6 separate regions of the Homo sapiens genome follow, and all the other regions are linked to region 6. A link is a loop called in an ENCODE intact Hi-C map of the cell type or tissue named here. Cell type or tissue: chondrocyte. All regions are shown on one strand.

Region 1 (5,000 bases), 500 kb before region 6:
CCATGTTGGTCAGGCTGGTCTCGAACTCCCGACCTCAGGTGATCCGCCCGCCTCGGCCTCCCAAAGTGCTGGGATTATAGGCATGAGCCACGGAGGCTGGCCGGTTGTTTGGCTTTTTAAAGGCCATTGGCTTCTTTCTGAATTTCAAGCGAGCTCTTGTTTAAACAGATCATGTGCAGCTTCTTGGGGCTGTCTTCACTCCTCTTATTCAGTGGTGAAGGGAGTGAAGATTGGAGAATACTAAGGAAGGAAGACATTTTTGGGGTAGAGAGGTAAAAGTTTTTTTTTTTTCTTTCACTGTTTTTCCTTGGTGGTGGCAGTAAGTGTACCTCACACACTCTGTGTGTCCCTCAGGGGCCTTTTATTTTTTTAAATCTCAAGGAAGTTATGAGCTGTGCCTGGGTCTGGGCAGAGGGCTGAGGCCTGGGCTGCAGGACTCTGGAGCTGCCTACACTCACTGTGGCCCCCACCTTGGCACAGCCCCTGCCCCTGCAAGCCAGGGCTGGGGGACACTGAGCTCTGCACATCCCACCCTGACAGAGGAGTGGAGTCGGGCCAGAGACTGCTCTTCTTCCTGATCTTTCAGATAGTCCTTTCAGCCTGGAAGGGAACTGTTTCCTTCCGCCCTGCTTCTTGAGCAAGGGACCCACGTTGGCTGCCTTGGTTTCCTCAGCTGCCGCTCTCCTATCCTGCTGAATCTGCTCCTGCGTTAATCTCTCTGCCAGGTTCCTCTCTCTGTGCATGCCACCAGCTGCCCAGTGCAGAGTTCTCAGCCCTGCCTCCTGGGCCCTGGCTTTGTCATGGATCACCACTTCCTCTCTGCTTAATGGAACCCTTCCCTGGTTCTTAGGACTCTCGGCTCCTGGTTTTCATCCTTCTTCTCTGAACACTTCTGTGTTTTTCTCCCCGGTCAGGTACTTATAACTCAAATTTATAACCTTGGCTTTCATTTCTAAGCCAAGTGTAAAACCTGCAGGTATAAAGAAAAAAAAACGCACTTTTTTTTGTCAGATATGTTAACATCATATCTGGCACTAATTAGCAAATAACTTTCCAGAAATATGTAACCTGTCAGCAGCATAGCTTCTAATTCCAAAGTTAGTTCTGTCAGTATACATGTAGATCTTGATATAGATCTTTATATAGATACAGACATGCACATAAAATTTCCCTTAGTTCTAGCCATTGGAAAGATCATATCTTAGGGTTCCATCATTATAGATACATCTACAATTCTCCAGGTGACTCGTTTTCACAAAGGAGCAGGTGCCTGTGCACAGGGGTATGACAAGTTGGTAAAGTGAGAAGGCATTCCAGGCAAAGTGCACAGCGCAGGCAAGCACCTGAAGCTGGAGAGAGCCTGCTGTGATGGGGACCGTGGGTAAAGGGAGGTGGATCTGCAAACGGAGACAAGGTTGAGGTCATCCCGTGCCCCTGATAGTACTCTAAGGAATTTAGATGTTAGTTTCAGTGACAAGAACCATTTGAGGATTTTTAAACAAGGGAACGACTTGAAAGGATTCGTGTTAGAATATAGATTTGATCTTTTTAAGGGCACAGAGAACTCTCAAAAGAAAACTCATTCGGGCAGCAGGATATTTAAAGGAGATGTGAAGAAGGCCAGGCACCCCAGCAAAAAGTGACAGGTCAGGACAGAGGCAGCAGGGCGTTGTTGTTTAGGCCTGGGCAGACTGGGGCAGCCAGTAGGGAGCAGTTGCTGGATAGTGGGGGCTGGGGGTTGCGGACGGAACAAGTAGAGGTAATCTAGTATCATATTAAAGAAGATGTATTGAGACTTGTTATTTAAACAGAGCTTGTTTAATCTGTATAAATACCAGTGGTGACATTTTGCTTAAAATGTTAATGTTTTTAGATTTTGCATGTTTCTATACAGCCGCTGCGCACATGACCTTTTTTGTTCCCTTCCCCTCTCCTGCCCACCTTGAGTCTCCTTTCCCCTTCCCTCCCCTCTTCTCCCCTTTTCTGCACTATCCTCTCTGCTCTTACATTTGGTTTTGTTTTTAAATGTTTTACCTTTTAAAGAAAGCGTTGGGTTTCTGATTGCAACTTCTCCTAAATCCACTAGGTGGAAGTAAAGTATGCAATTTTCTTTTTCCCATACCATTGCAACGTGTTTCAAATGTAAACGGGCTCACATTAAATATATGAGTTTTTACAAAAGTGGAAAATATTTATTATATATCCTTTTGGAAATATCAAAAGTCAGATAAACAAACTAAAATTAAACTGTAATGCCTATACCACATTCATAGCTAACCACTCTTTCTCTGCAATTTATTTTAAATTCATATATTTTGTAGTTAATTGGCATCATACTTAAAAAATCGTTTAGTTCCCTAATTTATTTTACCTACCACTGTATCCTAGACATTTTTCTACATTATTCTCAAGACTTTAAAATTGTAATATAAAATTATAATTGATGTATATTGTATATGCCTCTATATCTCCATAGATATAGTGAAGGTTTTATAAATAAGACATTTATAGTCATACATGTACCTGTTTGCCCGCATCTCTGGCCTTTTGAAAGATAGATTCACAGAATTTTATTTGAGAATCAAAAGGAATGGACATTTTTAGGACTCTTGATCTGTTGCATTGTTTACAAAATGGATGAAGCATGTACCTGCTTGTCACAGCTATATCTGAGAGGTCCCTGCCTCTCATTCCCACCCCCCTCTCCCCGCCACCCTCGCCAAATCTAGATCAGTGTCTTTTTCTCGTTAAGGAGTCTTAGTCTTCTGACTTTACTTCCAAAGAGGTAATGGTAAAACAGCTTGGCCAGATTCCTGGATGGACGCTGATGGACTCAACCAAACTAATTTTTCTTCTTTGTGAATTTGCCCAGTGTCATTAATCAGAACAATTTTTGAAAGTAAGAAGAAAGGTATTGGCCAGCAGATGGCGCCCTAGAATAAAACAGAGGTAGATGAAGAAATGTTGATTTTTCTTGCCATGATTTCTCTCTAAGCAATGGTTGAATTTGACATACGTATGCTGTAAGGAAGTTGTTAAGAATAAAAACAGCCAATGCTCAGAGTTAAGAAAATGCAATGGTTTAGCAGGAATCCATCCACGGGAGTACAGAAAGTTGAAAATGTTCAAAATTTAACACTTGGCTGTGCTACATTTATGTTTGCCGGCTTAGGTAGGAGTTTGAATGCTTTCCTAGTGAGGACCCGAGAGCAATGATGAGTCGAGGTCTTCATTCCTAGTCAGGCCTCCTCAAGCTCATATTTTCTGTCTTTTGTGAGGCATTGTTCCTCCTACCATGACCCAAGGGCTTTACACATATACTAAGTAGAAAATCTAATATCTGTGCTTACAATATGTCTTCTCTGTAGTACAGGTATTAAAATTACAATTTCCCTTCTTAAAGATATGGTAGGATCCAATAAAGGAGCACTATGGAGCTTTAAAAATGATGAATATCTCTAAACTTTCACTAGTAACCATGATAAAATAAGTTTTATCAGATCATCATTGTCTAGAGATAGATATATAGAGATAGATGGATAGAATCTATGTATCAACATCTGTGTAATATATGAACGACACATATTCATTTTAGGTTTTCTGGTTGTTCCTGGTGGCAATGGTGATCTGATAAACCTATTTTATCACAGTTACAAGTGGAAGTCTAGAGATATTTATCATTCTTTAAAGCTTCATAGTGCTCTCTTTTGTGGCTGTTTTACAAAATCCCTGTTGGTAAGCACCCTTGCCTTCAAAATGTGATTATTAGAAACTAGCAAATGAAAATTTCCCAGTGCTTTTTTTTATGGTTTTATAATTTTTTGAGGTATAATTGATATGCAAGAAACTACATATATTTAAAGTGTACAATTTAAAAAGCCTTGACAGAAGTACACACCTATAAATCAATCGCCGTAATCAAGATTGCTGACATAACTACACCCCAAAAACTTTCCTTGTACCTCTTTGTACCCCTTGTACCTCCCTCCTTTCTCCTACTTCCATGGCCAAGGAACTACTGATCTGTTTTCTTTCATTATGAATTAATTTTGCTTTTCTAGAATTTTACATATATACTTTTATGTCTGTCTTCTTTCACTTTTGAGATTCATTTATGGTTGCATGTATTAATATTTCATTCCTTTGTGTCATTGTGTGATAGAGCACATTTTGTTTATCCTTTCACTTTTTGATGAACATTTAGATAGCTTCTAATGTTTTTAGTATTTACAAAAAGCTGTTGTAAGTATTTGTGTGAAAGTCTTTGTACAAACCCATTTTTTTTTTTTTGCCCTTGAGGGAAATGCTTTGGAGAGGGATCATATATTAAGTGCACATTCAATTTTTTTAAAAATAAATTTTATTGTGCATATTTAAGATATACATTACATTTTGGGGCACATATAGCCAGTAAAAAGGGTACTGTACTGAAGCAAAGTAACATGTCCATCATCTCACATAGTTACCCATTTTTTTGTGTGTGCATGGCAAGAACAACTAAAATCTACTCATTTAGCATGAATTCCATATATCGCACGATTTTATTACCTATAATTCTCATGTTCTCCCTTAGATCCCTAGACTTGTTCATCCTACATATCTGTTACTTTGTATCCTCTGACCTACATCTCCCCATTACCACTCCCCCGACCCCCATGTCTCCCTGCCCCCCACCCATTGCCCCTGGTAACCACTATTTTGTTCTCTGTCTCTGTATACTTGCATTTTTTTATATAGAAAGAAAAACATTACATCTCACTTACATGTAGAATCTTTTTAACAATGTGAAACATTTAACCTTTTCATAAATCAACAGAAAGTTTCTGATGGCAGTTATACTATTTCACATTTCTACCAGCAGGAGAGTTCCAGCTCCTTTACCTCTTCCAATATGTGGTGTGGTCCGTGCTTTTACTTTGAGCCATTGTATTAGGTGCATACTACCCTCTCATTGTGGTTTTAATTTGATTTTTCCTATGACTAATGATATTTCATTTGCT
Region 2 (5,000 bases), 230 kb after region 6:
TATCAGTGACCACCTAAAAATAAAGAAGTATATGTGTAGATAACAACCATAACATCATCAAAAGAGAAATGAGAAACTGGGAGTAAGTAGCACTAATGCTGACACATAGATTAATAGCTTTAATATACAAAGAGATTCTAAAAATAATTAACAAAAATATTAACTGTCTACTAGGATAATTGGCAGGGAATATCAGTAGTAGTTTATAGTAAAGCAAATATAAATAGTTCTTAAACATATGAAATGTTGTTTAACTTCATGAGAAGAGAAATGCAAGTTAAAACTATGGTGCTTAACTGTGTCCACCTATGATCCAAATTTTAAAAGCTTGATAACACTGTAGTAAAGGCATGGTAGATAAGCACTTTCACTCTTCCTTGGGGAAGTCTGAAATGATGCAATCTGTAAGAAAGGCTCTGCAATTTTATTTCTAAGTATGTACAGATATTCTTGCATTTGTGTGAAATCATGTACATGTGAAGGTGTTTTTTCCAAAATTGTATAATTGACAAAGTCTGATAATAATTTAAATGCCTATCAATGGAAAACAAATGAAATTGGTTACAGTAAAATTGCTACTATGGGAGGCAGCTGAGATCTAGAATTGTTTTCAAAATATAATTTTAAGTGTAAAAGTCAATGTCCTGCAACACACACATACACATACATATATGCAGAATGTGTTGATATCGTATACAGTATCCTAGAAAAATACAGAAAATGCTGGCAATGCTGGTTGCCTCTGGAGTAAGAGATGGGAATGTTAAGAAATCCCACTTTTCATTGTAAACTCTGTTGTATCTTTTTAAATTTGAACCTGTTAAGAAATTTTAATCAATTTTTTTAAAACAGAAAATTAAATAGTAGAGAGTAATTAATCTGATTAATATTGTGAAAATACCTTTCTGGCAAAAAAAAAAGTTTGCTTTCTATTTAAGTTTAGAAGAACTTTAAAGTATACATTGAATTTTTTATAGAAATAAGAAACTGGAAATAAATATTACTAATGATGACACATATATAAGGCCAAAAATATCAACAGATAATTTTTAAAAGATCAAGGTTGTAAGGTTTAAGCTATAGATTAAAAATATTTTAATTGCTTATCAGAAATATTTTAGAGCTAATATGTATATTTTCACAAACAAATGGGGAACTTTCCATTATGTAATCAGTCATGAGAAAAGAATTGTGAGAATTATGTCAAATGTCCCATCATGTTAGCTAAGAGATAAATAACTTTCTTGAACTTGTTAATTTGCTCAGTGTACATAGTTGTTTTAATAATTCAGGCACAAAAAATACATGTTAGAACTTGAACTACCTATAGCATCTAGATAGTTAATGAAAAGTATGTTTAGATTTGAAGATGATTATGAATCAGATAATTTAAATTTTTCATAAAATTACTAACAGGCTGATGCATTTTAAACTTGTCTTTAGAAATTAGTAGCTTACTGCCAAGCACAGTGGCTCATGCCTATAATCCCAGCACTTTGGGAGGCCGAGGCAGGTGGATCACTTGAGGTCAGGAGTTCAAGACTAGCCTGGCCAATATGGTGAAAACTCATCTCTATTAAAAATACAAAAATTAGCCAGGCGTGGTGGCACACGCCTATAATCCCAGCTACTCAGGAGGCTGAAGCAGGAAAATCACTTAAGCCTGGGAGGTGGAGATTGCAGAGATCGTGCCATTGCCCTCCAGCCTGGGAGACAGAGCAAGACTCTGTCTCAAAAACAAAAAAAGAAAAGAAAAGAAAAGAAATTAGTAACATACTTATAAAGTATAAACAAAATTAACTTAAGAATACAACTAGTAGTCTTTAAATGAATTAAACCCCTCCCAATATTAGTCCTGGAATTTCTTTCTCTGCTGCTTTAAGCACAGAACCTTATCCTTCTTTTATGGAAAATAGGTGGAAATTAAACAGCAACATCTCTAAAAAGACTTCCAGGGAACTTTTCAGCTTTGCATTTCAAAGGCACATCCCCTAAGAGGATTAAACTGAAATGTGTCCCAGAATTTCCAATTAAAACCCATTTTTCATGTTTTATTCCAACACATACATTGGTGATTATAATATTTTAAAACTTACATTTAAGTACAGGGCTCAGTGGGAAGAGAAAAAAGAAAGAAACATCCTCAAGTTGTACCCTGTTGCTTGGTAATGCCTTAGTAGACCAGACCCTTGAGAAAATGTGTTTTCATATAATTATAAAGGAACAGATTTTAGATCTTCACTGTAAGAGAACAGTAATTGCAGAGGTCAAGTGTTATTTTCATGGATCTCAGAGCAAAGCTAATAGTAGCCTATTCCCCAGCCAACAGTCTGCCCTCGCCTGTGGGGGTCTACTGAACCAGGGTAATTCCACCAAAAAAAGGAAACCAAACCTAGTTTATTGCAGCCAATATTTCTAAAGCCAGCTGGCTCTTTTGTCACTATTATTGTGATGACTAATGACTGTATTGTCATCTGCATTACTGCTGTTGCCTAATTTGAAAATGGCCCAAGAATCTGGGAGTAAAAATTAAGATCTAGTAAATGGATGTTAGGACACTTGGCAATACTCTGGAATCAGGAAACTCTGAATGGACCTATCAGTTCCACAGACCAATAATTTTTTCCTCTTTTGTTCACTTTTGGATCACCAGCTTTTAAACATAGGCACTCAAAGAATGCTTGTCAAATACATTTTCTATTCGCAGTTAAACCTTACCAATAGGAAATCAGGGATAATAATTTATAACTGGACTTATTATTGCAGAGTGATATCCTTACCTGAATTTATAAAATTTAAAGAAAAGTCACCAGTTGTTCTTTTGGAAGGTAGAAAGCGAAGGTGGCTAATGCCATCTAGCGGTGGACTGAAGGTTTGAGCCTGTTCTGAGTATTAGCAAAAATGAAGAAAGTGGAATGGTCAACATTTCATTTACACCTTGTTGCTCACTGTGCAGAACAGATGACACTTATTGATTGGGACAGAATGGCTCTCTCAAATGCAAACATAAAGAATAAAAGGTTAATAGTAATGTAGACCGGAAATATATTTTTTATTAAAATTAAATGTCATTACATTTTTTAAGAATAGTATTTTTACAATTTATCATTATGCCACTGTGCTCATTCTTTACAAACTCCTCAAATTTTTCTTTTTAACTGAGCATTTTCTTTTAGAGATTGTTTTGGTTATTGTTCTACTAAGTGGCATATTCACCAAGTGCTTTGGGAAAGATGAAGCATGGATTTTGCATCTTCATCTTTATCATAAAGTAACTACTGTTCTTTTAACTGACTCAATAGGAAACCTCCCATTTCTTCCACATTCTTCCAGTTGTGGCATCATTCTTTGCTCCAGTCCTGTTAGTCACCAGAAAGAGATAGGGGCAGGGAGCCCAGGGATCTGGGTAGGAGAGAGTTGATGTGGGGTTGTTGAGAGACATGAGGGTTCTTTGTGGCTTGGCTTAAAAGGCTTATAATCACATAGTGGTCTGTGTTGGGCAGCATGGAAATGAAGCCCCAAGCTTTATTGGCTATAAACGTGGAGTTCTAATTTCCGAGGAAGATCTCCCATCTGTTTCCCTATCCATAAGCCAAGATAGACTAGGGGTGAACAACACACTGCTAGTGAGAGTATAAATTATTTGTGCCCAGGGGTTTAGATTCTCTGTGTCCATCGCTACTAATTCTTACTCATTCCTGACACCCTAGTATCCCTTTCAGCATATTTTGACAACCCCATCTCTGTTTTAAAATTCTTCCCTGCAGGATTCATATGTCAGGGAATTGCGTTCTGGTTTAATTGGAACAAGCCATTTGGAAGTCCTCCTGGTCTGGAGAACATTCTGTGAGGTAGAGAGGCTGCAACCCCAGGATAATGTCCTCAGTGGGAGGGACAGGAGGTCTTATGTCAAGAAGAGGTGATGGTCCCTCTCCTCACCAGTGATGGCTAGTCCGAGGACATCCTTTAATTCCACATCTGTTCAAGTTTTGTCTTTGGATCTCAGAATGTGCCTGCCTGCAGGGAAAATCAAAGGAGTTGAAATGACAGTAAATATTAACCTTGAAAGAGACTTTAAAAAAAATAAAACTATTTTCAGCCTAGAATTGGTTGCGGGAGAAAACTGGGCAAAAGAGGAGGACAGAAAGCCTAGGGGATCACCCAGTTTCTGTCAGGACAGTTTTCCAGAGGCAGGATAATTATATTATAAATCAGAAGTGAAACCACAGCACAGTCCTGTAATCATATGTAAATGTTTAAAAGAAATAGATTGTCATTTGGAATTATTCATTCTTATTTCTCTTCATCAGCATAAAGGCTTGAGAGAGAGCTAATTTTTAAAGCACATTAGATTATACTTCACATCTCCTAGTTTTTAGAAGTGATTTTCATTCATTCACCCATCCATTCATTCATGTGTTTGTTCAACACATTTTTATTGAGCGTCCTTGTGGACGTGGCACAGTTCCGAGTGCAGTGAATAAATGTCTCCCCCTCCTTGAGCTTATATTCTATTTTTATTTTTGATGTGTCATAGTTACTTCTGTTAATCAGTTCAGTAGAAGTGCTGAGATACTCTGTGACAAAACAGATCCCATCGACATCATTTTTACAAATAAGACCAGATGTCCTTTAGCCTTGTCAACAGGCTTGGGCCATGGTGAACAATGTCTGCCTCTGAAGTGCTCAGCAGACCGTGTGAAAGAAGAAGGTCCGGGTGTTTGGAAACAATGGCTGAGTGGCGGTAGTGGTGCATTGTGACCTCATTATTCTGCTTTTGGTTTCTCGCCTTGTAATATGAATAAGGCACATGAGGATTTAGTGTGTGTCATAAGATAAGTGACTGTCACGTTAAGCTTAATGTCTCTGTTTCTGTAACTTTCTCCATAATCTGGCAGTATCTCATTTCTTCGTGGCCAGTGTTTGGGCACTGAAAAGGTCAATCAATACATAGAATTGTGACTCAACTCACGCTGAAAAAAAAAAAAAAGCATCTGAAT
Region 3 (5,000 bases), 420 kb before region 6:
GAGGCCTATCGTATGTATACTCCCTTTGATCCCGATAGCCCTGAAATCAGCGCATGATTAACATGGCTTTAGTCTGTCAAAGCACAGAAGACATGAGAAGAAAATTGCAGAAACAGGCTGGGCTTGCAGGGATGAATACATCACAATTACTAGAAATAGCTAGCCAGGTGTTTGTAAGCAGGGATGCAGTAAGCAGTAAGGAAAACAGCAAAGAGAATGGAGGTCAGGCCCGGCAAAACACCAACCTGTTTGTTAGCTGTGGCAATCAGAGGGGCCCCCCCAAAGAGGCAAGGGAAGGTGGGCCCTGGGAAAGAAACTCAGCTTGGCTGTCAGAGTTTGCAGCGTAACCAGTGTGCTTATTGTAAAGAAATAGGACAGCGGAAGAACAAATGCCCTCAGCTCAAAAGAAAACAAGGTGACTCAGAGCAGGAGGCCCCGGACAAGGAGGAAGGGGCCCTACTCAACCTGGCAGAAGGGTTATTGGACTGAGGGAGACCAGGCTCAAGCGTCCCCAAAGAGCCTCTGGTCAGAATGACAGTCGGGGGTAGAGACATTGATTTTCTTGTAGATAGTGGTGCTGAACATTCGCTAGTAACCGCCCCGGTCGCCCCCTTATCCGAAACGACTATTGACGTCATCGGAGCCATGGGGGTTTCAGCAAAGCAGGCTTTCTGCTTGCTTCGGACTTGCACTGTAGGAGGACATAAAGTCATTCATCAGTTTTGGTACATGCCTGACTGTCCCTTGCCCTTTTTGGGAAGGGACTTGCTCAGCAAGCTGAGAGCCACTCTCTCTTTGACACAGCACGGCTCTTTGCTGCTAAAGTTACCCGGAACGGGAGTCATTATGACCCTTACGGTCCCCCGAGAGGAGGAATGGAGACTTTTCTTAACTGAGCCGGGCCAAGAGCGAAGACCAGCTCTGGCTAAGCGGTGGCCAAGAGTACGGGGGGAAGACAACCCTCCGGGATTGGCCAGTTAAGACTGGGGCCCAGCCGGTTAGGCAAAAACAGGCCCCGGTCCCCAGAGAAGCTCTTCAAGGTATCCAGGTCCATCTCAAGCACCTAAGAACTTTTGGAATTATTGTTCCTTGTCAGTCTCCATGGAACACTCCCCTCCTGCCTGTTTCCAAGCCATGGACCAAGGACTACCGGCCGGTACAGCATTTGCACTTGCTTAATCAAGCTACACTGACTTTACATCCAACAGTACCTAACCCATCCACATTGTTGGGGTTGCTGCCAGCTGAGGACATCTGGTTCACCTGCTTGGACCTGAAAGATGCTTTCTTTCCTATCAGATTAGCCCCTGAGAGGCAGAAGCTGTTTGCCTTTCAGTGGGAAGATCCGGAGTCAGGTGTCACTACGCAGTACACTTGGACTGGACTTCCCCAAGGGTTCAAGAACTCCCCCACCATCTTCAGGGAGACATTGGCTCGAGACCTCCAGAAGTTTCCCACCAGAGACCTAGGCTGCGTGTTGCTCCAGTAGGTTGATGACCTTCTGCTGGGACACCCCATGGCAGTCGGGTGCACCAAGGGAACAGATGCCCTACACCGGCACCTGGAGGACTGTGGGTATTAGGTGTCCAAGACAAAAGCTCAGATCTGCCGACGGCAGGTACCTTACTTGGGATTTACTATCCCACAGGGGTCCGAACGCAGCCCGGGATCAGAAAGAAAGCAGGTCCTTTGCAATCTACCGGAGCCTAAGGGCAGAAGGCAGGTGAGAGAATTCTTAGGAGCTGTGGGGTTTTGTAGACTGTGGATCCCAAACTTTGCAGTATTAGCCAAGCCTTTGTATGAGGGCACAAAGGGGGCGGGCACCGGAAACCTTTGGAATGGGGATCCCAACAACAGGAAGTCTTTCATGAGTTAAAGGAAAAACTTCTGGCAGCCCCAGCCCTGGGGCTACCCGATCTGACAAAGCCTTTTCCATTGTATGCATCAGAGAGAGAAAAGATGGCAGCTGGACTTTTAACCCAAACTGTGGGGCCCTGGCTGAGGCCGGTGGCCTACCTCTCTAAACAACTAGACGGGGTTTCTAAAGGATGGTCCCCCTGTTTGAGGGCCTTGGCAGCAACTGCCCTGCTAGAACAAGAAGCAAATAAGCTGACTCTTGGGCAAAACCTGAACATAAAGGCCCCCCATGCTGTGGTGACTTTAATGAATACTAAAGGACATCATTCGCTAACGAATGCCAGACTCACCAAGCACCAAATTTTGCTCTGTGAAAATCCCTGTATAACCATTGAAGTTTGTAACACCCTACACCCCGCCACCTTGCTCCCGGTATCAGAGAGCCCTGTCGAGCCTGATTGTGTAGAAGTGTTGGACTCAGTTGACTCTAGCAGACCTGACCTCCGGGACCAGGCTTGGGCATCAGTAGACTGGGAACTATATGTGGATGGGAGCAGCTTCTTCAACCCCCAAGGAGAGAGAGATGCAGGGTATGCAGTGGTAACCCTGGACACTGTTGTTGAAGCCAGATTGTTGCCCCAGGCCACTTCAGCCCAGAAAGCTGAACTCATTGCTTTCATTCGGGCCTTAGAACTCAGTGAAGGTGAGACTGTAAACATTTACACTGATTCTCGGTATGTCTTTTTAACCCTTCAAGTGCATGGAGCGTGATAGAAAGAAAAGGGCCTGCCTATTGAACTCTGGGGGAAAACATAGAAAATATCAACAAGAATTCTTGCAATTATTAGAAGCAGTATGGGAACCCCACAAGGTGGCAGTCATGCATTGCAGAGGACACCAGCGAGCTTCCACCTTGCTGGGTTTGGGGAATTCCCGCGCTGACTCAGAGGCTCGAAAAGCAGCATCTGCCCCCTTCCGGGCATCAGTGCTCCCTCAAGCACCTGATCTTGGACCTACTTCTTCTAAAGAAGAAAAGGACTTTCTCCAGGTAGAGGGAAGGACAAGTGACGGAGGGAGGATGGATTCAGTTACCAGATGTGAGAGTAGCTGTGCCACAGTTGCTAGGAGCTGCAGTTGTACTGGCTGTGCAAGAAATCACCCATGTAGGTCAGGAGTCACTGGAAAAGTTGTTAGGCCGGTATTGCTACATCTCACATTTGTCAGCCCTTGCCAAAATGCTGAGGCAGCGGTGAGTTACCTGCCGAGAGCATAATGCGAGGCAAGGTCCAGCCGTTCCGCCCGGCATACAAGCTTATGGAGCAGTCCCCTTTGAAGATCTCCAGGTAGACCTCACAGAGATGCCAAAGTGTGGAGGTACCAAGTATTTACTAGTTCTTGGGCGTACCTACTCTGGGTGGGTGGAGGCCTATCCAACACAAACTGAGAAAGCTGGTGAAGTAAACCCTGTGCTCCTTCGAGATCTGATTCCTAGATTTCGACTGTCCTTACGGATCAGCTCAGATAACGGGCCTGCGTTTTTGGCTGCCTTGGTACAGAAGACGGCAAAGGTATTGGGGATCACACGGAAACTGCATGCCGCCTCCCAGCCTCAGAGTTCCGGAAAGGTGGAGCGGATGAATCGGAGTATCAAAAATAGTACTATTGTCTTCCCCGCTGGATATTTAAAACAACACCACAAGGGGCGTCAAACCACCTGCTAAATTTGAGGGAATGTTATCCTCTCCCCGCCTCCCCCGGCCCCGGATATTAGAGACAATAACACAGGGGTAATGTACACCCACTGCTTTATTGGGAGTAATATCATCCTCTCCCTTCTTGGATATTAGGAACAATATCACACTGTGCGTGTACACCTGTCGTGAAATTCAATGGAATGTCATCCTGTGTCTCCCTGGATATGATGAACAATATCACGGGGGATGTACAACTTCCGAGATATTGGGAGTGATATCATCCTCTCCCCTCTGGAAGTTAGGGACAATATCACAGGGGTAGTGTACAGCTTCTGGGATGTTGGGACTAATATCATCCTCCCGCCCACTGGATATTAAAAACCATATCACAAGGGACGTGTACACACACTTCGATATTGGTATTAATACCATCATCGTCTCCCTCTTTCGATATTCGGTGCCATATTTCAGGTGGGGTATACACCACCTGCAATATTGGAAGTAATATGATTTTCTCCCCCCTGGATACCAGAAACAATATCACAGGGGGGTGTCAACAACCCCTGCGATATTTGGAGGAATATCATCGTCTCCCCTCATGAATATTAAGAACAATATCGTAGGGGTGGGGGGTGTACACCCCCTTTCATATTTGATATCATCCTCTTCCCCCCTGGATATTAGGAACAATATCAGGATGTACAGACCCTGCGACCTTTGCTGTCATATAATTGTCTCTCCCCTAGATATTAGGAAAAATGTCACTGGGGATGTGAACAGCCTTGCGATATTGGGAGTAGTATCATCCTCTCCCCCCTTGCATATTGGGAACAACATCACAGGTGGGGTGTACTGCCTCTGCGATATTGGGAGTAAAATTTTCCTCTCTTCCCCTGGACATTAGGAAGGGTATCAGAGTGGGAGGGTGTACATTCCCTGCCATATTCAACGTAACCTTATCCTCTCCCTCCCAGGGTATTCAGAACAATAAGACAGGAGGGGTGTACACCCCCTGCGATATTGAGAGTCATATCATCCTCTTTCGCTCTGGATATTAGGAACAATATCACAGGGTTATGTACACCCCCTGCGGTACTGGGAGTAATATCATCCTCTCTCCCTGTGGATATTAGGAAGAGTATCACAGGGCTGTGTAAACCCCCTCCAGTACTGGGAGTAATATCATCCTCTCTCCCTCTGGATATTAGGAAGATTTTCACAGAGGTGTGTACACTCCCTGCGATATTGGGAGTAATATCATCCTCTCCAGCCAGGAAATGACTAACAAGGTCACAGGGGAGTGTACTCCCCTTGCGATATTGGGAGTAATGTTGTCCTCCCCAAACCTGGATGTTAGCAACAAGATCACAGAGGGGGTGTACACACCCTGCGACATTGGAAGTAATATGATCCTCTCCCCACCTGGATATTGGGAAAGATATCAAAGCG
Region 4 (5,000 bases), 320 kb before region 6:
AGTCGCACTCTGTCACCCAGGCTGGAGTGCAGTGGCAGGATCTCAGCTCACAGCAACCTCTGCCTCCCGGGTTCAAGCGATTCTCCTGCCTCAGCCACCGCAACCTCTGCCTCCCGGGTTCAAGCGATTCTCCTGCCTCAGCCTCCCGAGTAGCTGGAACTACAGGCTTGTGTCACCACGCCCAGCTAATTTTTGTATTTTTAGTTAGAGACAGGGTTTCACCATGTTGGCCAGGATGGTCTCGATCTCTTGACCTCGTGATCCATCTGCCTCGGCTTCCCAAAGTGCTGGGATTACAGGCGTGAGCCACTGCGCCCGTCCCTGGAGTCGGCTTTCCTTAGGGCTTCTCTCTGCAAGTCCTGTCTGTCAGGTAGGAAAGTAACCATTCTGCCCTCTGATTTCTAATTTCCGAACGCCTTCCCGGGGTAGTCTCCTCTCCTGCTCTTTGTCTTTGTGGGCATTACACATTCCCCTCCTTACTTGATCTAAGCAGATTTAGGTTCAGAAGCCCAATCTGCCATGTTTAATCAGAGGTCTTATCAATTCATTCTTCTGTCTCTAAGGTGATTGCGTTGTTACTTTTGTGAAATTTAGATGCTTTGTATTTTAATCCAAAAGGACAAATCCAAAAGAGATTCATGTCACAATTAGAATGGTAAATTTTTTTAAATTACCCTAAATAATAAAGCTTCGTGACTCTTCTACTATGCCCATTTTATATTTAAATGACTGAAAATAAGATTCGAGGCATTATTGTCTTCACAGACAACCTGGTAGACTTGGGAGCCTATTTTATTCTATTTTATTTTATTTTTAAGACGGAGTCTTGCTCCGTGGCCCAGGCTGGAGTACAATAGCACCATCTTGGCTCACTGCAACCTCCGCCTCCAGGGTTCAAGCGATTCTCCTGTCTCAGCCTCCTGAGTGGCTGGGATTACAGGTGCCTGCCACCATGCCCAGCTAATTTTTGTATTTTTAGTAGAGATGGGATTTCACCATGTTGGTCAGGCTGGTCTTGAACTCCTGACCTCGTGATCCACCTGCCTCGGCCTCCCAAAGTGCTGGGATTACAGGCATGAGCCATCGCACCCAGCCAGGGAGCCAATTTTATCAGCAGACTGTCAATCACATCATTCATCATAATTCTTTTCTCACCATTTAAAAAGGAATCAGGCCAGGTGTGGTGGCTCACTCCTGTAATCCTAACACTTTGGGACGCCGAGGAGGGCAGATTGCCTCAGCTCAGGAGTTTGAGACCAGCTTGGGCAACATGGTGAAACCCTGTCTCTACTAAAATACAAAAAATTAGCTGGACGTGGTGGCGTGTGCCTGTAGTCCCAGCTACTCAGTAGGCTGAGGCAGAAGAATTGCTTGAACCCGGGAGGCAGAGGGTGCAGTGAGCCAAGATCGTGCCACTGTACTCCAGCCTAGGGACAGAAAGAGACTTCGTCTCTAAAAAAATAAAAATAAAATAAATAAAAAATAAATAAAAAGGAATCAGTCCTTTTCTGTACCCAACACATGCAGCATCTGTGCAACTTCAGCTGCTATATATCCCCTACAGTGAATTCCGTCACAGCTCAAATGAGGAGCCTGGGGGTTTTCTGTTCGCTTCTAACACAGTCTCATTTTTCCCATGTCTCTCTTTTATTTCTAGTTCATCAAGGGATCAACTATCTTGGTTCCTCTTCTGCACCTGCAGGCGAGATTCAACCTTTTCCATAACTTCCGCTCCATCTGCCAGTCAGATGGGTCTCTTTCCCTCACCTTTGGGCTCCAGGGTGTTCTCCCACCACAAAACCTCCTCCACAAAAGCTGCTCCCTATTCCTAGACAAAATGCGGGCCTCTCTACCTTCATTTCCTCTTCACTCTTTTTCTACCCTCGACTTAAACCATCTGCAAGGAAGTGATTGTGACTGAGGTTTCTTAACTTGCACACAAATTCTCATGTATTTGGGAATGTATCATTTGCATCACAAATGCCCCTGCATGCATAGATCCCAGAGAAATGCTCTAAGAAAGCCTTCTCTAAGTTATTTAAGACACACTAGCCCAATGATTTCAGACGTAAATTCCTTGTGACTGATGATCATGGCAAGACTCCTCACATGTTGGCTGGTACCCATTTACCTGCTTCAGTGTCAAAATCCTCGTGGGGATGCAGCAGGTGGTACACAGAACTTCCAGCACCCAGCGCTAGATGACCAACTGGCTGTCAGAGATGAACAACCTTTATATTTGTGCATTTCACATGCTGAAATAAGGTGGGTTCATGTATTCCCAGAGGAAATGAGCCTCATAACATAGCCCAGTGCAGTAGGAGAAACAAACAAATAACTATTCAAAATATGGTAGAATTTTTTTTAGGAAACATGTGCTTTGTAGAATCAACATAGATTAAAACTATGTAGGAAGCATGTAATGGTATAGGAACAATTTTGCTTCTGGCTAGACTATAGCTCTGCCACATCCATAGGACTCACCTGTCAAACAAAAGAGCTCCCATAACATCCTCTCCTGCTACAAGGACCATAGAGCCTGCATTAACAAATGGATGCTGTGCATGTTTATTTTTTTTTCTTTTGCTACCGGATCTTAGATGAGGAAAGATCTTGATTCTCCAAATATGTAAGCTCACTGAGCTCTTAATAAAATCATCTATCATAGCTTAATATTAGAATTTAAAATGAGCGAAAACATTCAAAGAAATGCAATGAGCTTCATCAGTTGTAAATTTAATGTAAATTTTAAGAAATTGCATAACTGGTTTGAGTGTTAATTATTTTTCTAGTAACATTGTAAAGTGTCAGTGCCCTTGTCTTTTGGGTAAAAACATTGTCTCTTCATCTGGAGTAGATACAATTGGATAACTGGGATCAGGACAGAGTGTAGAATTTAACATACCTGTTGGGCTTCCCACGACTAAGGTCCTTACTGGCTGCTGGAGGATGGAAGCTGTTTCCCAGCTGCCAGGGTGTGAAGGATGGTCCTGACTGCCTCCAGCAGGGGGTGCCCAGTGATCAGAAGCTAATAAATGAGGTCCATTAGGGCAGATCACCTGAGGTCAGGAGTTCAAGACCAGCCTGGCCAACATGGTGAAACCCCATCTCTACTAAAAATACAAAAATTAGCCAAGCGTGGTGGCATGTGTCTGTAATCCCAGCTACCTGGGAGGCTGAGGCTGGAAAATCACTGGAACCCAGGAGGCAGAGACTGCAGTGAGCTGAGATTGCACCACTGTACTCCAGCCTGGGAGACAGAGCAAGACTCCGTCTTAAAAAAAAATAATAATAATAATTTGGAAGGTGGATGGTAGAGTGTGGAGCTGAGCATGTAAGCAGAGGCTGCTCTGAATTAAAGGTGCCAAATCCACATTCAAGTAGCATCCAAGAAACTCCAGTCAGAGTTCACTTGCCTGGAAGCCAGCAGTGGCAGAGAGACTGGGCAAGTGTGCTGTGGGCCTTCTGGCAGAGTCCTGGCCTTTGTTTCTGACTCTTTCATGCCCTGAACACTTGCCTCTTCACCATCAGACTCTAAACTCCTTGCTGACCAGCTGAGTTTACTCATTTTGACCTGAGCCGAGGAAAAGCAGCAACTCAGAAATCTTTAAAGTTGAAGGGCCACCCTATTAGAACATAGGCTGTGTCTGCTCAATTATAAGCATGACTTGATCAAAGCAAACTCAGCCTTAAGATACTCTATGTAGGGAGAGGTGAGGAGGCATATCTGCGATTAGGAAGCAGAGGTGGGTAGCATCAGGGAGGGTGAGGCACTGAGCTCCACGCTCATAAAACAAAGTAGGGCCATCTCACAGTGGCTGCAAACCATCTGGGTCCAACAAAATATCACTGTCAGTGGGGCCCTGGTCACCTGGCCATGCGGCTTTGCCACAGGTCCCTGCTATTGTTATCACTCTGTCGTAAAAAAAAAAAAATTAGAGTCATCTCAAAAGATAAAATAATCATCCACAGAAGAGAGGTTGTCCCTGGTGAGCTGTCCTAACCCAAGGTGGTTTTCATGGTTCCAGGACATTCAGTGCAAAAGTCCTGGACACAGATGCAACAATCAATATTACTTTGTTTAATCCCTTGCCATATTTAAAGCTGGGCAGAGAATGCATTAAAATTAGAATCAATCTCAACAAGAAAAGAATAGAATGACCTCAAAAATCCCTGCTTAACCTTTTTTATTTTGGCTTCCATCAACAAATGACAGCTTTCATTACCCTGGAAAGTACACTGGAATTTGTCACTAACCTGCACTTTGCCAATGCAAACCTATACAATAAATTTACCAGTAAAATGCAAACTTATAAAAGAAATTTAGGAATAGAGAAATCATAGTATTTACAGCTTGATCAAAATGTTCTTTTTTACCAAAGAAAAGCTGCTGGTGTAACATAAACTTGCTTTACGTTTTCTTTGTAATTTACACATTCCAATTATAATCTCGAAAAATACCTTCTTACAATTTTAGAGAAACCTACAGGTAAAACAATCTAAGGCCCAGAAAGTGAAAGTACTTGGCCAATTTCACACAATTGAAACTGGACCAATAGCTCCTACCTCTGACCTGGAACCAAGAATGAGACAATTGGTGAACCTCATTAAAATATTGGCAGATGTGGAATTACTTCCTTTTCAAAGTTAAATAATATCTCTTCAATCTTCTATTATCAAGAATTTTTAAATTGATGTCTCTCTTTTTTTAATTGTGTTATGGTCTGAATGTGTTCCTGGAAAATTTGTATGTTGATGTCCAGACCCCAGTGCAATAATATTAATAGGTGGGGCCTTTAGGAGGTGATTAGGTAATAAATGAATGACCTATAACTTTTTCTACTTACAGATAATAAATAAAACAGCCTATTTGTAAATAGCATAATGATGTAAATGGCAAATTACAAGGAATCTACAAAAAAAGTCTCCTACAACAAATGAGTTCCACAATTTTATAAGATACGTGATCTATATATGAGATGAATGCACTAAGAATGAAC
Region 5 (5,000 bases), 210 kb before region 6:
TGTTGCATATGTTGATCTATTTACTTAAAAGTTGGGCAAACAGTAGCTAGACAGGCAATGTAGTTAAGTGCATAGACTCTGGGATTAGACTGCCTGGAGTCCAGTCTCATTAGGCAGTCACTTGCTGTTTGACCTTGGGTAAATCACACCTTCTGTGCTCCAGCTTCCGTATAAAAATTGTAAAAAGCAATTAAAATGGTATCTGTCTCAACAATTGTAGTGAGAATCTAATACATTTATACATGTGTCCATTTATAATAGGATGGTTTTAGAGTAAAAAAGCTTTAGAATCATGGACAAGTAAAGAGATGGACTAGTAGTTTGAGGCCCCAACCAAGTCTAGAAACGTAAATTTTTAGTAGAGTTGTAGAATTTTCTCTCGGGATTAACTGCCATGAAGCAACAGATGATAGCGCTGGTATGAAATCAGGATTCGTAGAATTGAGCACAGTACAGAAATAAGGTGCTGAGGGAGTTAAGGATTCTGGGAACAGTCAGGTCCAGTGTTAAACTAATGGGATCAGGGCAGGAAGGAAATGTGGCTGCCCAGGGCCTTCTGAACAAAAGGACAGGGAGAATAAGTGAGCTTAAGGTTGGAAAACTGAGGGTTTGTATTCTAGGAGAGGCACTGGAGTTTAATAGTTCAGGAAATGGAATGGTTTGATGAGATGCTCCAGAATTCTTAGGGAGTAGTTGGCAACTCCAAAGTAAAGGTGAAGATTTGTGCTTTAAATCAATAGACTGTAATTCAGAAAAAGACAGAATTCAAGGTCCCAAACAGTATTTTTTAAGTAAACAGATCTAATTTGTTTGTTTGCTTCATTTTTTGAGGTAGAAAAGTATAGAAGATTCAAGTAATCTTCCTTTTGATCTAAGAATAGTGGTAATATAATTATGTGATAAATAAAAGAAGGAAATCAAAATACTCCAGTTTTATAACATAAATATAACTACAGCATGCATTTTCAATAGAGGCAATATCACTCCTTAGGAGGTAAAAATTCCGGAAGCAAAAAAATTATTAGATATGATATTTATTTGTGGCTCTCCAAAGCTCAACCTTACCCAACAAAACCTTATTTTCTCTGGCAGGGTGTGGTGGCTCACACCTGTAATCCCAGCACTTTGGGAGGCCGAGGCAGGTGGATCACTTGAGATCAGGAGTTGGAGACCAGCCTGACCAACTTAGTGAAACCCCGTCTCTACTAAAAATACAAAAATTAGCTGGGCGTGGTTGTGGGCACCTGTAATCCCAGCTACTCAGGAGACTAAGGCAGGAGAACCAACCTTATTCTCTAGTATTTAATTTCTCCTATTGAGTTTTCTTAGATATCACAAAAGCAGCATGGACACTGAGTTCCTGGCAGAGACCCAAAACGTATCCAAGGTCATGTTACAAAAATGTGGCAAATGGCCATGAGTAGGGGGCTTCTTCTCCATCCCTTGCTCCATTTCAAAGTCACATGGGGAGAGCTGGCCTGTGCTGTTGGCTGCCCTGGTCACCTTGTAAGCATTGCTTCTCACATGATCTCAGTGATTTTATGTGTGACTTAGGCTTTGGGAATTAAATGTAATTGTTTGTATTTTATCATTTAATTATAAAAATGTTATTCAACTCATTGTTGACTATGTCAAGTGCTAAAAAAAAAGCAGTGATGAATTATAGTTAAAAAGTATCTTTTCTTATCAAGCAAAAGTTAACTTCACTAAATTTTTGAAGAAATTAATTTTTCAATTATTCACCTTTGATGGGAAAAAGCAGTTATGAATGATGTTTAAAATGTATATTACATTGCTATTATTATATATTTATAAACAATGTGATCCATTGCAGTTTGTATAAAGCAATAAATTACATTAATAGTTATTAGGCTAAAAAGAGAAAGTTAAATGTTATAGCTTTTAATTTTAAGTTTTAACTTAAGCATTTTATTTAGTCATTCTTAACCTGGCAATGAATAAAATTAGTAAGGTTTGTACTTAGTCTTTTTCTTTTCGTATGAAGCACAGACATGTACACTACATAAGCAGATATACAGTGTACTCATGGTATTAAAGTTTCTCATAGGTGATGATTAGACAAAAATCTGATGTCTATTTTCTCTTCCCCAAATTAATATAATACTAGTAGTAATGCAATCAGGTCACGTAATACCTGCATTAGGCAAAGATCTGATGCATCAATAACAGCATTTGAGAAATCTTCTCAAAATTAAAAACTAGGTGAACACTCCCCATTCCCCTGAGATGTAATAAATATCGCAGATTGGCTGGGATTCTTTTTGTCCATGACTTTATAATTTTCCTAAATACAAACATACCTATAGCAAATCAAACAACACTATGTATTGTGACAATCTGATATTTTTTAATTATAAAGAGACACTCATCTTTGAGTGAATACACATTGATATTTATTCCCATAATCTGGATTTATTAAAATTAAGCTTCCGAGCTGGGTCCTTGATTTAGGCTTAAATTCCCTGACCCAGTTTTGATGCTAGTGCCAAGTTCCAAATGTATGAAATGGAGTTGTTTCTGCCTTAAGACTGAAAGCAGTTAACAGAAAGCCTCCATTTTAAGTTTTTATCCATAAAGCGGAGAAGCTGAGTGGGTTGATATGGGGGTGGAGAGGGGTTTGCCTTAAACAGATATTCTTCCTCATGAACCAGTTTTCTCTGTGGATATTTAGACTAGCAAAACAGACCACGCTGGTCAGGAGGCGGGCGGAGGTGTACAAGCAGATTAGGAGTAACGTTATCCCTTGACTTAGGCCTGTATGACTGAGACACACATACGCACACACATGCACGGCACTGCATGTGCTCAGAAGGACCTGGTCTCATCCTGAAGGTGGAGTAGGATGACAGAGGCTGTGATTAAATTCAAGCTCTCACAGCAGCAGTCTAAGTCATCCTTTGAGAGGACTGTATTCAGGGTGGAACTCCGAAAAGAAATCCTCCGTCTCTCTTACTGCCAATTCACAAATCATATGCTCTTTAGCAAACAACAACAACAAATATACAAACGAAAAAACCCAGGGGCCGTTCTTCTTCCTCCTGGGACTCAGGTTTGTGCTTGTTACCTGGAGGCCTTTGTGAAGTGACACGTGTAGGTGCACAGTCTCTCCCCACCCGCGTCGTCACAGTCAGTGCCTGAGTTCTCTCTGGCAAGTTCAAGTTCGAGAGAGAGTGTGTTTCCTCAGACTTAGAGCCAGGCCCTCAGGGAGCTGGGAGTGCACTACTGTGCTGGGAGGGGTTTTGAGGAATGCTGACGTTTTCCCCGAGGTCATTTGTCGAGCTTCACTGGCTTTCCCACTTTCTGAAGATTCCTCTTGTTAGTTTCTATTTATATAAGGACTCACCTCCTTTCAACTAAAGCAGGGATCCCCCTCCCCCACCCCGGGCCTGTCTGTGGCCTGTTAGGAACCGGGCCGCACAGCAGGAGGTGAGCAGCCCAGCCTAGCCAGCATTACCGCCCAGCTCCGCCTCCTGTCAGAACAGCAGAGGCATTCCATTCTCATGGCAGCGGAGCCCTACTGTGAACTGCACACGCGGGGGATCTAGGTTGCGTGCTCCTTTTAAGAATCATCTAATGCTTGATGATCTGTGGAACAGTTTCATCCTGAAAACATCCCCCCATCCTCACCTCCACCCAGCTCCATGGGAAATCTCTTCCCTGGAGTTACCAATCAGGAAAGTAGAAATCCAATAGTTTGATTAGACACAACTTTCCATGCAGAACGAATGATATCACACATGCGATGAGGGAGATGGGTAAAATCATTTCAAACGGTCATCCCGGAACTAAAATTCTATTGCACAAGTCATCACTGTGGTTCAGTAATGGACCAAAAGGAGTGTACGCTTATAGCCAATTCTACTTCTGAGCTCAAAAGTAATTTGAAAGGTCAATGAGTTTTTAAAACCAATTTTACACAATTCCTCATTTCCTTAGAATATGAGATTATATTCTTTACACTCTTAAAAATTTACAGCACACTAACAAGCGATCATAGACATACAAGAACATTAAGAAGAATAGGAAAATAAATTGTTATAAACAGGGAAAACAGCAAGTGAAAGAATAAATAAAAAATGATTCATCTTTACCAAACTAGACTTCTAAGCTTAGTTCTAACATCCGATATCTCAAATACTAAAAGCAATTGAATACTTAATGATAATCAGTTCTTTCATTATAGCTGGTTTCAATGTGAAAACAGTTACTAATCAATTTGCCGTATGCATGGTTACTGTGGATATTATTTATTTGCGTATTATTTATTTATTAACATAAAATTTTGGTATTCACAAGAAAATTTCAGAAACTGTCTCTATTCTCTGAAGATGTAAATAAATGAAGATGAAAGAGGAAAAAAACAATTTTGATAATTTCATGCTTCAGCTGAGGACCTGTGTTTGACAGCAAAAGCACCAGGCTTTGTACTTCTCTCTTTTTTCACTGATTCCTGGCATAGCACAGTGCTTCTGACCTGCATAAAACTAAATATTTCTATAAATGCTCTCAGTCTTCTGTTATTTCAAAAAAATTGACAGCAGGAAAGACCATTAAAAGATCAAGGTTTATGTCAAGCAACTAAAAGAAATTAAATTTTGTTCATCTATCAGAGTTTGTCGAGGGAAACATTTCGGGCAGCAGTAGTCTTTCTATGGCAGGACTATTTTTCTATGCTGAAGCCTTATTAGCAAGCATCTTGCTCAGTATATGCCAGGAATTTCTCTCCAGTCACTGAAATAACCAAAAATCTGATGTGCTCCCTGAGCAGCAGAGCATCCCGGAATTGAGAGCTATTGAAAGATAACATACATGAAACTCCTTAAAATGGAAAAATAAAATCTCACTTCTGATGATCTGTTTACTGCCATCTTGATCAAGCAGCACCTGGTGTCCTGCTCTCCGCTACTCCCACACATGAATTTCCCAGTCCTCAAAAAGGGAGCATCTTGCAGAACTCTTTCCCAAGGCTAAGCTTGTGC
Region 6 (5,000 bases):
TGTATGGATTATATCTAAATGGTCATTTTTTATATGCTGGCTTAACTATATCATTAAAATTAATTTCAGCTGTTTCTCTTTACTTTTCCATTACGACCATTAGGACATTTTAAACTGTGCATATGACTCACACATTTCAATTCTATTGTACAGTACAGATTTATAAGAAAACACTTCACTGCATTTAGGAGACAGCTATAAGGAATCTCTTTCCTAAATTTGCCAGTGGCTGAGAGCAAAGAAGGAGAGAATGAGGGAGCATTTGTTTTTATTACTTCATAGAGTCCTTCCCCGTCAGTGAGGAGAGGCTTGCAAGCCATGTCATATAATGAAAACTAAAGCATTATTTGACACCAGTTAAATAACTTTCAGTTCATGTTTAAATATGTATGAATTAGTAAATTTAACTCTTAAAAAGCCATCAGCAATTTTGACAACATAAGAACCATCGTATTCCCTTTTGATTGAGCAGCTGTTTTCCTGGAAAAATCATAACCAAAATCAGTGTCCTACAAATCAGTTCTGCTCTTAAAAAGACATCTGTCCACTGTCAATACTTATACCAGGTAGATAGACTGATGATAGATAGAGGCAATCCACCATATGAGTGAGAATTGGGGATGGTTGTTATCTGAATTGAAAGTTGCAGATCAACACCAAACACTTTTTTTACTTAAAACAGCTGGCAGGCAACCACTCCACCCCAGACAACTGAATGGTCCTCTCACAAAGAAATTCTCTGGTGGAAAAATGTATGGCATTTGTCACAGGGAAATGATGATTTTGCATAAATAAATAGGTTAATTTTCAACATATCAACTCTGGTCTCCAAATTAGAAGAAGAATGAACAATACTTTTTATTATCACAGATACACTCTCTTTTTGACAAAAGCACCCCAGTTGTTTTTTAAAAGGTTTTAATTTTTCAGTAAGATATGCAGTATTTACCACTGAAATAATACATTTCCAATACAGTAAAAGTCATGTGTGGTGTATAGGATACGAACAACATACAATAAATAATTTTTTTAAAAAAAAGGTCTCCTCCACTCTTCTCATGAGGAAACTGCTTTGCTGAGAATGCTGGGTTGTTAGACACAAGCTGAAAAGTGACTTCCACAACTTGGCATTCAATCTGTATGTTTTCTGAGTCGCCTCTTAGGAACAATTCTATTAAAGCTGTAACAAAGAAAGATTCTGGAGGTTTCTACAATAACCATGAACACATACTTCCCATCTGCAGGGATCACTGAAGTGTGAGCAGCAGTTCTGTGCCTTGGTATAGACAGCAATACCCCCTCCTTTCTCCTTCCTTTCCCTGTGCTTGCCCGGGACTATTACCAAATTAAATGCCATATGTTAAATGGGATGAAAATGTTTCCTTGCCACTGTATCTTTTATTTCTATAAAATGAACTATGTGTCTTCCTGTCCCCAGCCCACAAAGCCTCCTGCATTTCCAGAGATAGATAAAATTGTGGACAATTTTCAATTTCAGACAACAACCAAGAAGAAAAAAAAGTATGATTCCCCTACAAATTTGTTAAATTTATTCTAATTTTATCCTCCCCTTTTCTCTCCCTCCCCCTCCACCTCCTCAAATCCAAATGTCACTGGAAATGGAGCACATTGTGACTGATTTGAAATGTAAAATGCTCCAGACTTTTAGCGTTACCTGGAAAATCTTCCTCAAAAATAATATTTTTGAAAATTTTTAGTTTGAAGCAGAAAAGTTCTGATATGCTGGACTAGCTTCTCACATCTGAAGGGATCCATTTAAAAGATAACGAGGGCAAATATGTAAAATAAATTCCTAGGGAAGGCAAGCTGTGTCTCTGCACAGTAGGAAGAAACTGAATTCCACCACAATGTTGTATTCCAGCATTCAATGGATGTAACAGATGATTCACAGAGCTTCTAGTTTAAAAGTCTCCCAAACCCACATAGAATGTGAATTGGAGTTTTAAAGAGGAAAAACAGCATTTTTCAAGAGAGAAGGAGAGAGGCAGGTTCCCACAACGCCAGAAGCCAGCACTGCTTTTCAGGCGAGCCTGGGAGCTGTCAGCAGTCATTGTCATCTGATGGGAAACCACAGTCTTACAACTAAGGACTGGATGCAGCCCCTTGCCCATCTTCTGCTCTTACAACAAGGAAGCGGAAAGGAGCACATGTAGATATCATGAAACACATTCTTTAAGAAGACAAACAAAAGATTTAGACAGGTCTCGGCCAAGCGCATGAAGTGAAGGAGTCGAGGATGAAAGCATGCCGAACCAAACGGCAGTCCCTAGCGTGCTTGGCTTTTTTCTCACTTTAGACCACATCTTCTTACTCTTTTCCTAAATCCATTAAACTTCCACATTAACAGAAACACCTGCACAGTAGAATTTTCCAAAACGGTAAATCCTGTTTTGGAAGGAATCCCTAATAATACGTAAGATACAGATTTTTAAAAAAGAACATGTTTTAGACAAGGACAGCATGATGCTCACCCTCCCTAACAAGGATACAGAAATGCAGATTTCTTCCCCTCTTACCAACTCCAGTACACGCTGACTCGCCCTCCCTGAGAGCGGTAATCCCTTTCCAGGGGCTGGCAAACAATCATGCCAAAGCCGCCCGTGCCCCAATGCGGACGCAGCGAAGCCACGGCAGAAGGGGGAAATCGGTTACCTGGGGAAGAACACAACTCCGCTCAGAGCTTCTTCAGAGCTCCACTCGCGCAGGACAGGGCAGCGCAGGGTGTGTGGATGCGGCTCCTCCCGGAGGCAGGCGCAGCGCACTCCCTCCCGCCGCCGTGACGATGCTGTCAGCTGCTCGCCCGCCGTGCGCCCTGCACCGCCCACCGGCCGTGCTCCCTGCGCCCAGCGCCCTCGCGCTCCACCCGCTCGCAGCCCCTGCACCTGCGCTGGCCTGAGCCGCTCCGGCCTGGCACTGTCACCGCCGCTGCACGCTCCTCCTACTCTCTTCAATCTCTGCCTTCTCAGATGTGCCAACTGCTGCAGAGGCTGCTGCTCCTGCTTAAATGGCGCCTGTTCGCCTCCAAAGAGCTTTTAGGTGCCACCTACTGCATGCTCTTGGAATAGATGGCGAGGACTGGAATTTTCTGATAATTTAATGAATTAAAATAATTCCATTGAAAGGGAACCAGATTCTTTTGTTCGCATTGCGAACTATAATCGCTACTAACCATATAGACTTTTTTTTTCCATTTCCAGATTTTAACTTTTAAAAACCGACTCATTTAAAGGCAGACGAAATGCCCTGCCCCATACCATAGCCAACCACACAGTGTAGATTAATATATTCTAATTTAATAGGATCCTATGACAACACCGCCATTGGCAAGCTTGGATTAGAATTGCTTTTTCACTGAGTGGTTTCACATTAGCATTTCAAGCAAATGACCACGTTTATTTCCTGACATTGATAAACAATTTTGTCAAAGACGCGTTGATTAAAAAACAGGTGAATCAGCAAGAAAAAATATTAATGGCTAACAATTCTGTGCAGGCATTTTTAAAAGTGCTTGAGCATAACATTGATCCATGTTAAGTTTAAACTACAGACTGAAGGAAGATTTCTTCTCTTGGTTATATTACTCATTCTTTTGTAATACCAAATATGCTAAAAGACTTGAGCAAAATTAATATTCTGTAGTTCTTTACATTTGATTTTTGTTGTAGAATCCTATTTATCTGTTTTAATCCCGTCTTCACTTTCTAAATAATTAAAACATGTTAACCTTTGAAGTTCATTTCCATAGTAAAATTCTGCCCTGCTATTCACAGGAAATATGCTTTTTAAAAATCATACTTAAAAACTACGCATTTTACAACTTATAGTCAAGAAAACTTATTTTATTCCCCAGTTCATCCTAATTCTGGCCTTGATCCTACAGCCATTGGAATATAAAAATAAAAATACACTCTTTTTACTAAAGTCATTTAAGGCTACTTCAACAAACCTGCCCCTACACTAATGATGTCTAAAAGCAGAGTGGTCACCCTGTCCTCCACAGTCTCCTCTTCATTGCAAAGGAATATATGGCCACTCAGAAACCCATCCCAGAGGAGGCTCCAAATATGATGACAGTGGATTCTGAGCACTGCCTGATGCAGTTTCTGGGTCCTGAAACAACCTTCCAGTTTTATAAGTCAGGATGTTGTTTTCCATGACAACCAAAATGTAGGTTATCAGGTTAAATGACAAAATGGAATTTAAGAACTAAACAAAGGAGGGTAAAAAGATTAAATAAGCAAAAATCCAGTGCTAGTATGGAAGCAGGGAGAGCAAATCAGGAGCTGATAAAGAGAGCCAGTTCTATGCTGAATATCCCACAATGCAGAAGAAGCCTGCCTTTTGCCACATGCCATCATTATTTGTTCTGAGAATGTGAAGCAGAGGCCCAAAGGCCTCATTTAAACAAGGAGCAACTCACTTAATATGATGTCTCTGGCCCCTTTGGCACTCCCCACAATCCCTAGACTTTCATCAGCCAGAAGGAGCAGATTGCTCCCAAATTCCTCTTTTAACTTCCCCTTAACTTACATCCTTCTAAGAGCCTGACCCATTTGCTTCTAGGCTAGGGGCTCCTGACATCTGCCTGCACATTAGAATCAGCAGGGGAGCTATAAATACATTTTAAAACAAGGTCCAATTTCCAGTCCAGCTCATGCCACAACTGGCACAGGACCTCCGTGGATGGGATGCAAACATCCATATATTTCAACGTGTTTATGTGAAGTTGCTGTTCGTGTCCCCCAAAAATTCATATGCTGACATTCTAGTTACCAACTTGAAGAGGTGGGACCTCTGCACAGAGCTCTCATGAATGGGATTAGTGCCCTTATAAAAGAGGGCCCAGAGAGCTAAGGCATCGTCTATGAACCAGGAAGCAGACTCTCATTAGACACCAAATCTGCCTTGATCTTGGACTTTCCAGCCTCCAGAACTGTAAGCTATAAATTTTGGTTTTTTATAGGCTACCCAGTCTATGT

What was found. Peaks named below come from ENCODE experiments on the same cell type or tissue, not always from the same donor. Only the 100,000 strongest peaks of a DNase experiment are listed, where the experiment ranks them.
Region 1: a loop joins it to region 6, with 7 times the contacts of the local background. A loop is called at or near these places in 11 of 110 quality-filtered maps.
Region 2: a loop joins it to region 6, with 4 times the contacts of the local background. A loop is called at or near these places in 7 of 110 quality-filtered maps.
Region 3: it touches region 6 in a loop (11-fold over the local background); 14 of 110 quality-filtered maps call a loop at or near these places.
Region 4: a loop joins it to region 6, with 5 times the contacts of the local background. A loop is called at or near these places in 2 of 110 quality-filtered maps.
Region 5: it touches region 6 in a loop (2.1-fold over the local background); 2 of 110 quality-filtered maps call a loop at or near these places.

Annotation. Positions count from the first base shown.
Region 1 is chr9:90,139,849-90,144,848 of GRCh38, forward strand. No RefSeq gene overlaps it. Among named protein-coding and RNA genes, the nearest start is that of MIR4290HG, 100 kb to the left of the region's middle. In chondrocyte, CTCF peaks have their summits at 2,108 (motif pointing right), 2,909 (motif pointing right) and 4,857; no DNase peak of the experiment used is centred here.
Region 2 is chr9:90,868,368-90,873,367 of GRCh38, forward strand. All of the region lies in intron 7 of SYK (spleen associated tyrosine kinase), which reads left to right. Among named protein-coding and RNA genes, the nearest start is that of SYK, 69 kb to the left of the region's middle. In chondrocyte, CTCF peaks have their summits at 2,840 (motif pointing left) and 3,053; no DNase peak of the experiment used is centred here.
Region 3 is chr9:90,224,204-90,229,203 of GRCh38, forward strand. No RefSeq gene overlaps it. Among named protein-coding and RNA genes, the nearest start is that of MIR4290HG, 190 kb to the left of the region's middle. In chondrocyte, a CTCF peak has its summit at 2,745 (motif pointing right); no DNase peak of the experiment used is centred here.
Region 4 is chr9:90,315,485-90,320,484 of GRCh38, forward strand. All of the region lies in intron 2 of LINC01508 (long intergenic non-protein coding RNA 1508), which reads right to left. Among named protein-coding and RNA genes, the nearest start is that of LINC01508, 120 kb to the right of the region's middle. In chondrocyte, CTCF peaks have their summits at 3,021 (motif pointing right) and 3,236; no DNase peak of the experiment used is centred here.
Region 5 is chr9:90,430,346-90,435,345 of GRCh38, forward strand. It overlaps LINC01508 (long intergenic non-protein coding RNA 1508), which reads right to left and starts at 3,144. Exons shown (of 3, transcript NR_109795.1): 1 at 3,086-3,144. In chondrocyte, a CTCF peak has its summit at 3,056; a DNase peak (open chromatin) is centred at 3,467.
Region 6 is chr9:90,640,079-90,645,078 of GRCh38, forward strand. It overlaps DIRAS2 (DIRAS family GTPase 2), which reads right to left and starts at 2,746. Exons shown (of 2, transcript NM_017594.5): 1 at 2,674-2,746. RefSeq lists a silencer at 2,685-2,734. In chondrocyte, CTCF peaks have their summits at 3,048 (motif pointing left) and 3,270; a DNase peak (open chromatin) is centred at 2,840.